2 separate regions of the Homo sapiens genome follow, and region 1 is linked to region 2. Evidence: read pairs that join two places in POLR2A ChIA-PET (ENCODE). Cell type or tissue: OCI-LY7. All regions are shown on one strand.

The links. Peaks named below come from ENCODE experiments on the same cell type or tissue, not always from the same donor. Only the 100,000 strongest peaks of a DNase experiment are listed, where the experiment ranks them.
Region 1: POLR2A ChIA-PET joins it to region 2 with 7 read pairs; 1 of 35 experiments calls an interaction of 5 or more read pairs at or near these places.

What each region holds. Positions count from the first base shown.
Region 1 is chr17:78,715,471-78,720,470 of GRCh38, reverse strand. The region is part of intron 1 of CYTH1 (cytohesin 1); the gene reads left to right. Among named protein-coding and RNA genes, the nearest start is that of CYTH1, 64 kb to the left of the region's middle. In OCI-LY7, no CTCF peak of the experiment used is centred here; DNase peaks (open chromatin) are centred at 1,540, 2,200, 3,410, 4,870 and 2 weaker places; H3K4me3 peaks cover 4,769 bases; H3K27ac peaks cover 5,000 bases.
Region 2 is chr17:78,152,292-78,157,291 of GRCh38, reverse strand. All of the region lies in intron 2 of C17orf99 (chromosome 17 open reading frame 99), which reads right to left. Among named protein-coding and RNA genes, the nearest start is that of C17orf99, 8.4 kb to the right of the region's middle. RefSeq lists enhancers at 1,658-2,037, 4,384-4,960, 4,961-5,000 and a silencer at 2,858-2,927. In OCI-LY7, no CTCF peak of the experiment used is centred here; DNase peaks (open chromatin) are centred at 1,971, 2,291, 3,681 and 4,264; H3K4me3 peaks cover 680 bases; H3K27ac peaks cover 1,309 bases.

The sequences.
Region 1 (5,000 bases), 560 kb before region 2:
GGCAGGCACCTGTAGTCCTATCTATTGGGGAGGCTGAGGCAGGAGAATTGCATGAACCCAGGAGGCAGAGGTTGCAGTGAGCTGAGGTTGCGGCAGTGCACTCCAGCCTGGGTGACAGAGCAAGACTCCATCTCAAAAACAAACAAATAAAAAAACAAATCAAAGTGCCGGGGGTATTATAGGCATGAGCCACCATGCCAGGCCTTTATTTTTAATGGTGGTAAAATACATATAACAAAAAATGTACCATCTTCAGCCTGTTAAGTTCAGTAGTACATTCATACGTTCATATTATTGTGCAATCCAGTCTCTAGAACTTTTTCATCTTGCAAAACTGAAACCCGCCATTAAACCTTCATTCTCCCACTCCCCCTCTCCCCAGCCCCTGGCAACATCCATCCCACTGTCTGTCTCTATGGTAGTTTGACTACTCCAGGGGCCTCTTATCAGTGGAATCCTTCAGTATTTGCCCTTTTGCAACTGGCTTAATGTCCTCCAGGTTCATCCGTGTTGTAGCATACATCAGAATTTCCTTCCTTTTTAAGGTACTAAGTTTGAAAAGTATTACTGTGTTTCTGACTCAGTGAGTGGGAAACTTAATTGGTTTCCCAAAGTAGATAGACTGTGTGAAGGTGTGAACTCTTCAGTGTATTATTGGCAGAAAGTGTCACCTGGGCCTCCTGCTCTAGTCACACCCCTTTGCTACATCCATCTTTCTTCATCCTCTGATCCTAACATTTATCCTGAGGACTGTCTCAAAATTTCAGGCTTCCAGTAAAATCCTGGTATCATTACAACTGTTTGCTTTACATCTCTCTTCCGTTACATTTTACCTGAAAGATACACTGGATTTTGGTTGCATTCTTATCCCTGCCTTAAAGATCTGACCCCACATATTTGTAATGTCAGCATGGAGTTTTGTGAAAGTTGAAAATTACTTTTCTCAGTGAGGGGAAAAAAGTTCCCCTAAACCAAGCCATTCTCCACTTGCAGTAATGATCTGTAAGAACTTTATCTTTGACTCCTCGACTGTTTTTTTTTCTTGTTTGCTGCCTTACCTGCAGTTGTTAGCCATGCCTCACAGCACTGCCTTCTTATCCTATAGTTTTTAACTTACCAGATTTTGTATTATTGTGGGTCATTTGTATGTTCCCCAAGTGATATAAAAGCTGTAGTCATTTTAAACAGTACTCTGCTCAGGAAGCAACCTCTTAGCTTACTGTTTGCTTTGAGGCACAGATAGCCGAAGTAACTTGCCCAGGGTCATCCAGCTGGTGAGTGTGGCCCCAAGCTAGGCTTAGGACCCAAGACCACTCCCTGTAGAGTGGCAGTCCCCGGATCCGTCCCAGAAGTTGGGTGAGGCACCCATGCTGTGGATTCATACAGCCTTGTGCATGATCCCTCGTTAACATGCACACCTGAAGTCATCACCTTCTCAGTGGATGCTTCCAGGGACTGCTGCTCCTGCCGGAAGGAACCAGATCTGTCTCTTCAGTGTTGTACCCCCGCTGCCTTCCACCTAGTAGGCAAGCAGTAAATGCAGGCTGAATGCGTCAATGATGACATTGTTAGAAAGAAGCAAAAGAGGAAGATGAATTGGGTATGCAGATAAAGGAAAGACATTTGGCATTTGTTGGGCACCTATTTGTGCTCACAGCTTTATCTTTTCCATCACGCATTCCTCACAACAGTGCTAATAACTGCAGTGCCATTTTACAGCTGGACAAAACTGAGGCCCAGAGAGATTAGCAGTTTGTTGAACATTGGTATGTCTCCAAAGCCTGAGTTGTTTCCAGTATTTTGAAGTTTTTCAAATTATAAGTCACTGGGATTTTCTGGGAGACAAAGTGACTTACACCCATAGGGTAGTGCAGAGGGAGGTGAACACGCTGGTTTGTTTAAGGTCTGACTAGTAGGATTGACACAGGTATGTGGCGAGTAAGTGCTGAATACTGGAACCAGTGCTCAGGATATTTGGAGTTTCTTAGCCCTCACGCCATGATCACTGTATCTTTGGAGGTTGGAGGAACAAGATGGTTTCCCAGATGCGCGCTTTTGAGCCCAAAGCCTGGTTTGTAAATAGCCAGTTGTTCTCCTCTGAGCAGGTGGTAGTTTCTGTAGAGGCTGTAGAAAAGCTGGGTGCTTTATTTCATTACTGCCACTGCTGTTTTAGGCAGAGCTTAAGGTTAAGAGAGAAGGAGCGTGTGTGTGTGTGTGTGTGTGTGTGTGTGTGTGTGTGTGTGTGTGTGTGTATTCAGTGTTTATGAAACTTCCAGGTCTGTAAAGGGGTGTGGCCGTGATTAGCAGGAGGGCACCCGTTGGCAGCAGGCCAGCTGGAGGGGATGAAAAGGAAATGGCAATGACCTCCTTGGCCTGGGAGCAACTCTGACTAAGGTAGTTACCTTTTGTATATTTACCTTCTCCGCAAATGAGGGCTCACTCCTTAATTACTTTATAAAATGTTTCCCCGCATTGTTGGTTTAAATATGGACCTTTTTATCCATTGAAAGGCAGAGGCTGTAAGAAGGATGCTGGTTAATCATTATAGTGGAAAAAAATAAGGCAAGTGATGTATTTGAAAGCTAGGCAGAGGGGTCTGGTGCCAGCTGGATGACCTCAAAGAGACATCCTGGTCCTAAAGCATGCCTTGGACACGTTCATTTGACGGTACCCACGGGGATTTAGGACAGTGTGGTCCTGGCAGCTGCTATGTGTCTGCCAAGCAGAACCTGCTGTCAGAGAGCTGCGTTTTCCGTGGAACTTTATGGCATATCCCCGGGCATCTGCCTGTGGCCGGTGGAGCGCGGGTTGCAGGATTTTAGACTAGAGCCCGCCGTGTGCTCATGTATCGTCCTCTGGCTTGGAAAGAGGGCTCTGTCCCTTTAAGACAGTCCTCCTTTGTATGCCACTGGCTGGAACCCATTTCAGCTCTGGGTTTCTGCCGACTGTTAAAATCTGCAAAGCAACATTTAAATAAATAAATAAATGAAAGCTTCCCTTGTGTGGCTTTCCTATTCACAGCCAAGCACAATAGCGCCTTGTTGTTTTTGTCACTTTAATCCTCTTCATTAAATTGGAACCCTGGAAAGGAATGGTGATGGGGCTGATGCTGGACCGTCCCCCTGACTGCCAGCCGGACACCTTGCAGATTAACCTTTGTGGGCATGGATTCCGGGTGCCCCTCTGGCAATGGGCGAGGAGGGCGAGCGACCGGGTGGTGTGTCAGGGCGGCTCCCCCTCTGGTTTGTCTCCATTGTGCTCAGGCTGCCGGCAGGGACAACCTGCTGCCCTCCCCAGTGGCCATTCTTTTAAAGAGCAAGGGGTTCAGCCGCCTCCCTGGCACACCGCCTCCCTGGCACATAAGCATGGCTGCAGCACGTGGCAGTGGGGGAGGGAGGAGCTGTTTGTTGTGCTGCCATCTGGCCCATCTGAGCCGTTCTTTTGCAGTTTAACCCTAATGGCTACACAGGAGAGAAGCGGCATGAATAGACGGGTTTCCCAGGGTGCGGACGGTGCTTTCCCAGAAACTCCCGGGCTGTGAGGTAGACATGGGTATTTCTGACCACCACCTTTCTTGTTCCAGCTGTGGCCTTCGCAGTGTCCTGAAGACACTAGCCAAGACTGTAGGAATCAATCACACCTCAGCTCTCCAGCAATAGTGTTGATTCTTCATGCTGCTAAATGAAATTAAGCATTTTGTTTTTGGATGTTTTTTCTGTCCGGGGCAGCATGAGAATGAAGGCTTGAATTAAAGATTTGATGTTGCATTGTTAAGTTTATGCAGAGGAAAATACTTATTAAAATATTAGATTTTGCCTCATCTCAGAATAAAATTCCACTAGAAAAATGAGGTGTAGTTCAGCTTTTTAAAATAAAGTTCTTGAATGATTGGTTGAGCCAGAAGGGGAGCAGCATTATGATTTAAAGTTAGTAAGTATGGAATGGAGAAGTAATTTAGCAGTCATGTGGCAAATGTCAGGAGATTGGATCAAAATAAATGTAGATAAATGTCTTATTTATTCTAGCTACAAATTGGCCAGAAGCGTTTTCTGTCTGACTCCAAGGACACAGAAGGGCTATCTTTTCTAGTGACCATAGTTGTACATTTTTAGTCTTTTGTTTTCAAATTGTCATAGTACATATATATATGTATTTTAAAGCAAGTATTCAGGGGCTTATATGTCCTGTCTCTCTATTCCCAGACCCACTCCCCAAAGCAGCCACTATTAATTCACTTTTTTCTGCTTTTAGGTCTTCTAGTGGGTGCTGCCAAGTTCTTAAATTGGTGATTATTTTGTCAAGATCAAAGGTTATCTCCTGCCTTCTGCCTATGATGGATGAGGATGCAGCTCACACCATTCTCTTCCTTCCTTCTCTCACTGTCCATTTTTGGTAGTTGATCACAATTTTCAGTTCCTGGATTTTTACCTTTGGCATATTTACAGCGTGGGTTTCTTGTTCATGATCCTTATCCATGCCTCTGGTCTCTAGTGTTGTAGGAGGAAGCTGTGGGGACCATTTGGGACCCTGCTGCCCTCTCCACTTTGCTTCCCTCAAACTTTGGTCAGCTCTTCCTTCACCTTGGTAACAGATAGCTTTGCTTCTCCAGCCTGGGTTGGTCTTTCATGCTTTGTCTACAGGGTGATTCTGTAAGTTAACTACCAGCGACCAGCACCATGACAGGAATGTAGATACCACTCACCGTAGAGCCAGGTGCCCACTCAAAGGGAGCTGTTCCTGGCGTCCCTGATGGCCCAGAGGACACCACTCGGGGGGCATGTTTCATTTCTTCTGTGATTTCCTGTAGTTGAGTTTTTCCTGTTGCCCAGTCCTTTTTATTCTCTTGAGAGGAAACCGAATGATGCCTGTTGGTATCACACAGTTTTCTCAGCTGCTTTCTCCTTCATTCTCTGGTTTCGAGTCTGATTTCATTCTTTCTGATGGCATTCCTCTGGCAGCCCTTTGGCTTCCTGCTCTGACCCGGTCTGGTGGCTGTTGGC
Region 2 (5,000 bases):
GGTTTTCACCGTGTTGGCCAGGCTGCTCTTGAACTCCAGACCTCATGATGCGCCCGCCTCGGCCTCCCAAAGTGCTGGGATTACAGGTGTGAGCCACCGTGCCCGGCCTAAGTTTTGTATTTTTAGTAGAGACGGAGTTTCACTATGTTGGTTAGGCTGGTCTTGAACTCCTGGCCTCAAGTCATCCACCCACCTCGGCCTCCCAAAGTACTGGCATTACAAGCGTGAGCCACCGTGCACGGCCAATTATCACTTTTAAATGGTTGACTTTTTGTTATGTGAATTTCACCTCTAAAAAAAGAAAATATTAGAAAAAGGGCTACCTCCTGGGTTTAGGCTGTTTCTTTCCAGAATATTTTTCTATATAAACAAAATGTGTCCAGGCACGGTGGCCACTGCGCCTGGAATCCCAGCACTTTGGGAGGCTGAGGTGGACGGATTGCTTGAGCCTCGGAGATCAGCTTCAACAACACAGTGAGAACTACTCTAAAAATAAATAAATAAACAAAATTAGCCAGGTGTGGTGGTGCTCGCCTGCGGTCCCAGCTACTCCAGAGGTTGAGGGGAGAGGATCACTTACTTGAGCTTGGGAGACTGAAGCTACAGTGAGCTATGATCGTGCCACTGCACTCCAGACTGGGTGAAAGAGTGAGACCCTGTTTCTAAAAAAATTAATTAATTAAAAGGACTTTTGAAGAATGCGAGGCTCCTGCAGGAGACCAGCCTGCTCACGGCACCCAAAGTGCTCTTCTCCCTAGACCCAGATCAAAACCAGCCCGTCAGCGCATTCCAGCAGGCCTTCACCCACCTACGCCAGGTATCTGCTTTCTGCTTGCGAGTGACTTCTCTGTTTTGGAAGCAAATCCTGGAGTCAATTTCATTGTGGAAAACATCTCTGAGATCTTCCTAGTGGGCCTGATGCTGTCTTTGCTGATTCTTTTTTTTTTTTTTTTTTTTTTCTGGAGAAGGAGTTTTGCTCTGTCACCCAGGCTGGAGTGCAGTGGTGCAATCTTGGCTCACTACAACCTCCGCCTCCCGGGTTCAAGTGATTCTCCTGCCTCAGCCTCCCAAGTAGCTGGGACTACAGGTGCCCACAACCACACCCAGCTAATTTTTGTATTTTTAGTAGAGACTGGGTTTCGCCACATTGGCCAGGCTGGTCTCGAACTCTTGACCTCAGGTGATCCGCCTGCCTGGGCCTCCCAAAGTGCTGGGATTACAGGTGTGAGCCACTGTGCCTGGCCATTACTGATTCTTTAAGACAGCAATTGGGATTAAACAAAAATGTTTCTGGAATAGGGGTTTGAGGGAGAGGGTTGTATTATACCAATGGCGGGGACCTGTTTGCATTTCAACAATAGTGTGTAGGCCGGGCATGGTGGCTCACATCTGTATTCCCAGCACTGTGAGGCCGAGGCAGGTGGATCACCTGAGGTCAGGAGTTCAAGACCAGCCTGGCCAACATGAAGAAACCCCGTCTCTACTAAAAATACAAAAATTATCTGGGCATGGTGGTACATGCCTGTAATCCCAGCTACTCAGAAGACTGAGGCCAGAGAATCACTTGAACCCAGGAGACAGAGGTTACAGTGAGCCAATATCCTGCCATTGTACTCTAGCATGGGTGACAGAGCAAGACTCCGTCTCAAAAAAAAGAAAAAGAATAGTGTGTATCAGGTGGGCACAGTAGCTCAGGCCCGTAATACCAGCACTTTGGGAGGCCAAGGCGGGAGGATTGCTTAAGCCCAGGGGTTCCAGACCAGCCTAGGCAACATAGTGAGACCCCACCTCTATTTAATCGAAAGAAAAATTAAAAAGAAAAAAAGAATACTGTGTGGTGGGGCAGTGCTTGGGGGAGGGGTAGAAAGAAGGGTCTGTGAAATCTGAATATCATCGACGTCATGAATTGCCTTTGCTCGGCTGGGCATGTCTGCTCTGGAAACCACCCTGCAATGAGGAAACTGCTGATTGAGCAGAGAACTGGAATAGACTAGAGTGTGTGACCACTAAGCATGTTTCATTCTAGACCAGTAACTCTCAACCAGGAGCAATTTTGCCTCCAGGGGAACTTTGGGTCTGGGGACATTTTTGGTTGTCAATATTGGGAGATGGACTAGCTTGGGCAACACAGCAAGACCCCATCTCCACAAAAAAAAAAAAAAAAAAATAGGGGTTGCTGCTGACATTTAGTGGGTAGAGGCCAAGGATGTCGCAAAGCATCCTACAGTGCACAGTCAGCCCCCACCGCGAAGAATGGTCTGGCCTCAAATGTCAGGAGTGCTGAGGTTGACAACTCTGGTCTAGACAACCGGCAGCAGCCTTCTAGAATCAGGATGTCTTCCCCTGCCCAGGGCTGCACAGACACCAACAATTATTTTCTCATCTGTGCCCCTTTGAAAATTTCATGATAACTCTCCTTTTTATATTTATTTATTTATTTATTTATTTTTGAGATGGAGTCTCACTCTGTTACCCAGGCTGGAGTGCAATGTCGTGATCTCGTCTCACCACAACCTCCGCTTCCCAGGTTCAAGCAATTCTTCTGCCTTAGCCTCCTGAGTAGCTGGGATTACAGGCATGCGTCACCATGCCTGGCTAATTTTGTATTTTTAGTAGAGACAGGGTTTCTCCATGTTGGTTAGGCTGGTCTCAAACGCCCAACCTCAGGTGATCCACCTGCCTCAGCCCCCCAAAGTGCTGGGATTACAGGTGTGAGCCACTGCGCCCCACCTATTTATTTTTTTGAGACGAAGTCTTACCCTGTCACCCAGGCCTCAGGGCAGTGGTGTAATCTTGGCTCACTGCAACCTCTGCCTCCCGGGTTCAAGCGATTCTCCTGCCTCAGCTGCCCGAGTAGCTGGGATTACAGACACATGCCACCACGCCTGTCTAATTTTGTATTTTTGGTAGAGATGGGGTTTTACCAAGTTGGCCAGACTGGTTTCGAACTCCTGACCTCAGGTGATCCACCCACCTTGGCCTCCCAAAGTGCTGGGATTACAGGCATGAGCCACTGCACCCAGCCAGACTCTCCTTTTTAGATGGGGAAGAATACTTTTTTTTTTCAGGCCTGGCACAGTGGCTCACGCCTGTCATTCCAGCACTTTGGGAGGCTGAGAGGGTGAATCGTTTGAGGCCAGGAGTTCAAAGCCAGCCTGGGCAACATGGTGAAACCCTGTCTCTATTAAAAATACACAAATTAGCCCGGTGTGGTGGCTCGAGCCTGTAGTCCCAGCTACTCGGGAGGCTGAGGCATGAGAATCACTTGAACCTGAGAGGTGGAGGCTGCAGTGAGCGGAGATTGTGCTGCTGTACTCCAGCCTGGGTGACAGAGTGAGACTGTGTCTCAAAAAAAAAAAAAAAAAAAAAAAAAGAAGGAATACTTTTTTTTTTTCCCTAAACAGGCTTTCATGGAAAAATCTTCGATTTGAAGAAAGTGAAGGTGTATCTGGAGGTGAAGGCACCCTCTGGGGCATCCTCTTGCAGATGCCTCTGCTGATTCTTTAGTCAATTTGACCCTCAGGGCCAAGAGGCCTTCTCTTCATGGTCCAGAAACTATCGCAGGGGCCAGAAGCCTGCCTCACGTGGGGAAGTGGGCGTCCAGGGCTGACACGCGATCACCCTTTCTTTTTGTTCCCTTTGCGAAGGGAAACGATCTTGACTTACAAAAATGGAAAGAAAAACTTCTCTCTCTTCATTTCCATTTCAGTCTTCATTAATAGAAGCTTGATTTGCATAAATTCACAGACAGGAACCATTTTGAAAGTACACTGTACCAGGGACATTCACTTTTTTTTTTCTTTTTTTGAGACGGAGTCTTGCTCTGTCGCCCAGGCTGGACTGCAGTGACACGATCTTGGTTCACTGCAACCTCCGCCTCCTGGGTTCAAGTGATTCTCCTGCCTCAGCCTCCCGAGTAGCTGGGATTACAGGCATGCACCACCACGCCCGGCTAATTTTTTGTATTTTTAGTAGAGCTGGGGTTTCTCCATGTTGGCCAGGCTGGTCTTGAACACCTGAGCTCAGGAGATCCACCCCCGTCGGCCTCCCAGAGTGCCGGGATTACAGGGTGAGCCACCGTCCCCGGCCGCACACTCACTTTATATCCTCTCAAGACTTGTGTGGTTTTTTCCTTTTGATTATTTAGTTTATGGATCAGCCTGCCAATAAAGGATGGTCTATCATTTTTTTTTTAATTTATTTTTTTCTTTGAGACAGGCTCTTGCTTTGTCTCCCAGGCCTGAGTGCAGCGGCACGATCTCAATTCACTGCAACCTCTGCCTCCCTGTTTCAAGTGATTCTCCGCCTCACCCTCCTGAGTAGCTGGTATTACAGGTGCATGCCACCATGCTTGGCTAATTTTTGTATTTTTAATAGAGATGGGGTTTCACCATGTTGGCCAGGCTGGTCTACAACTCCTGACCTCAAGTGATCCACCCACCTCAGCCTTCCAAAGTGCTGGGATTATAGGCGTGAGCCACCCGCCTGGCCTATCATTTAATTCAAAATTCTTCTGCTTGTCTGGGTGTGGTGGCTCACTCCTATAATCCCAGAGCTTTTGGAGGCCTAGGCAGGGGGATCCCTTGAGCCCAGGAGTTTGAGACCAGCCTGGGCAAAAAAGCAAGATCCTGTCTCTAAGAAAAAAAAAAAAAAAATTGGCTGGGTGCAGTGGCTCATGCCTATAATCCTAACACTTTGGGAGGTCAAGGTGGGTGAATCACTTGAACTCAGAAGTTCGAGACCAGCCGGGCCAACATGGCAAAACCCCATCTCTACTAAAAATACAAAAATTAGCTGGGCATGGTGGCATGTGCCTGTAATCCCAGCTACTCAGCAGGTTGAGGTGGGAGGATCTCTTGAACCTGGAAGGTGGAGGCTGCAGCGAGCCAAGATTGCACCACTGCACTCCAGCCTGGGTGACAAAGTGAGACCCTGTCTCAAAAAAAAAAAAAAAAATTAAGCAGGCATGGTGGTATGCACCAGCTACTCAGGAGGCTGAC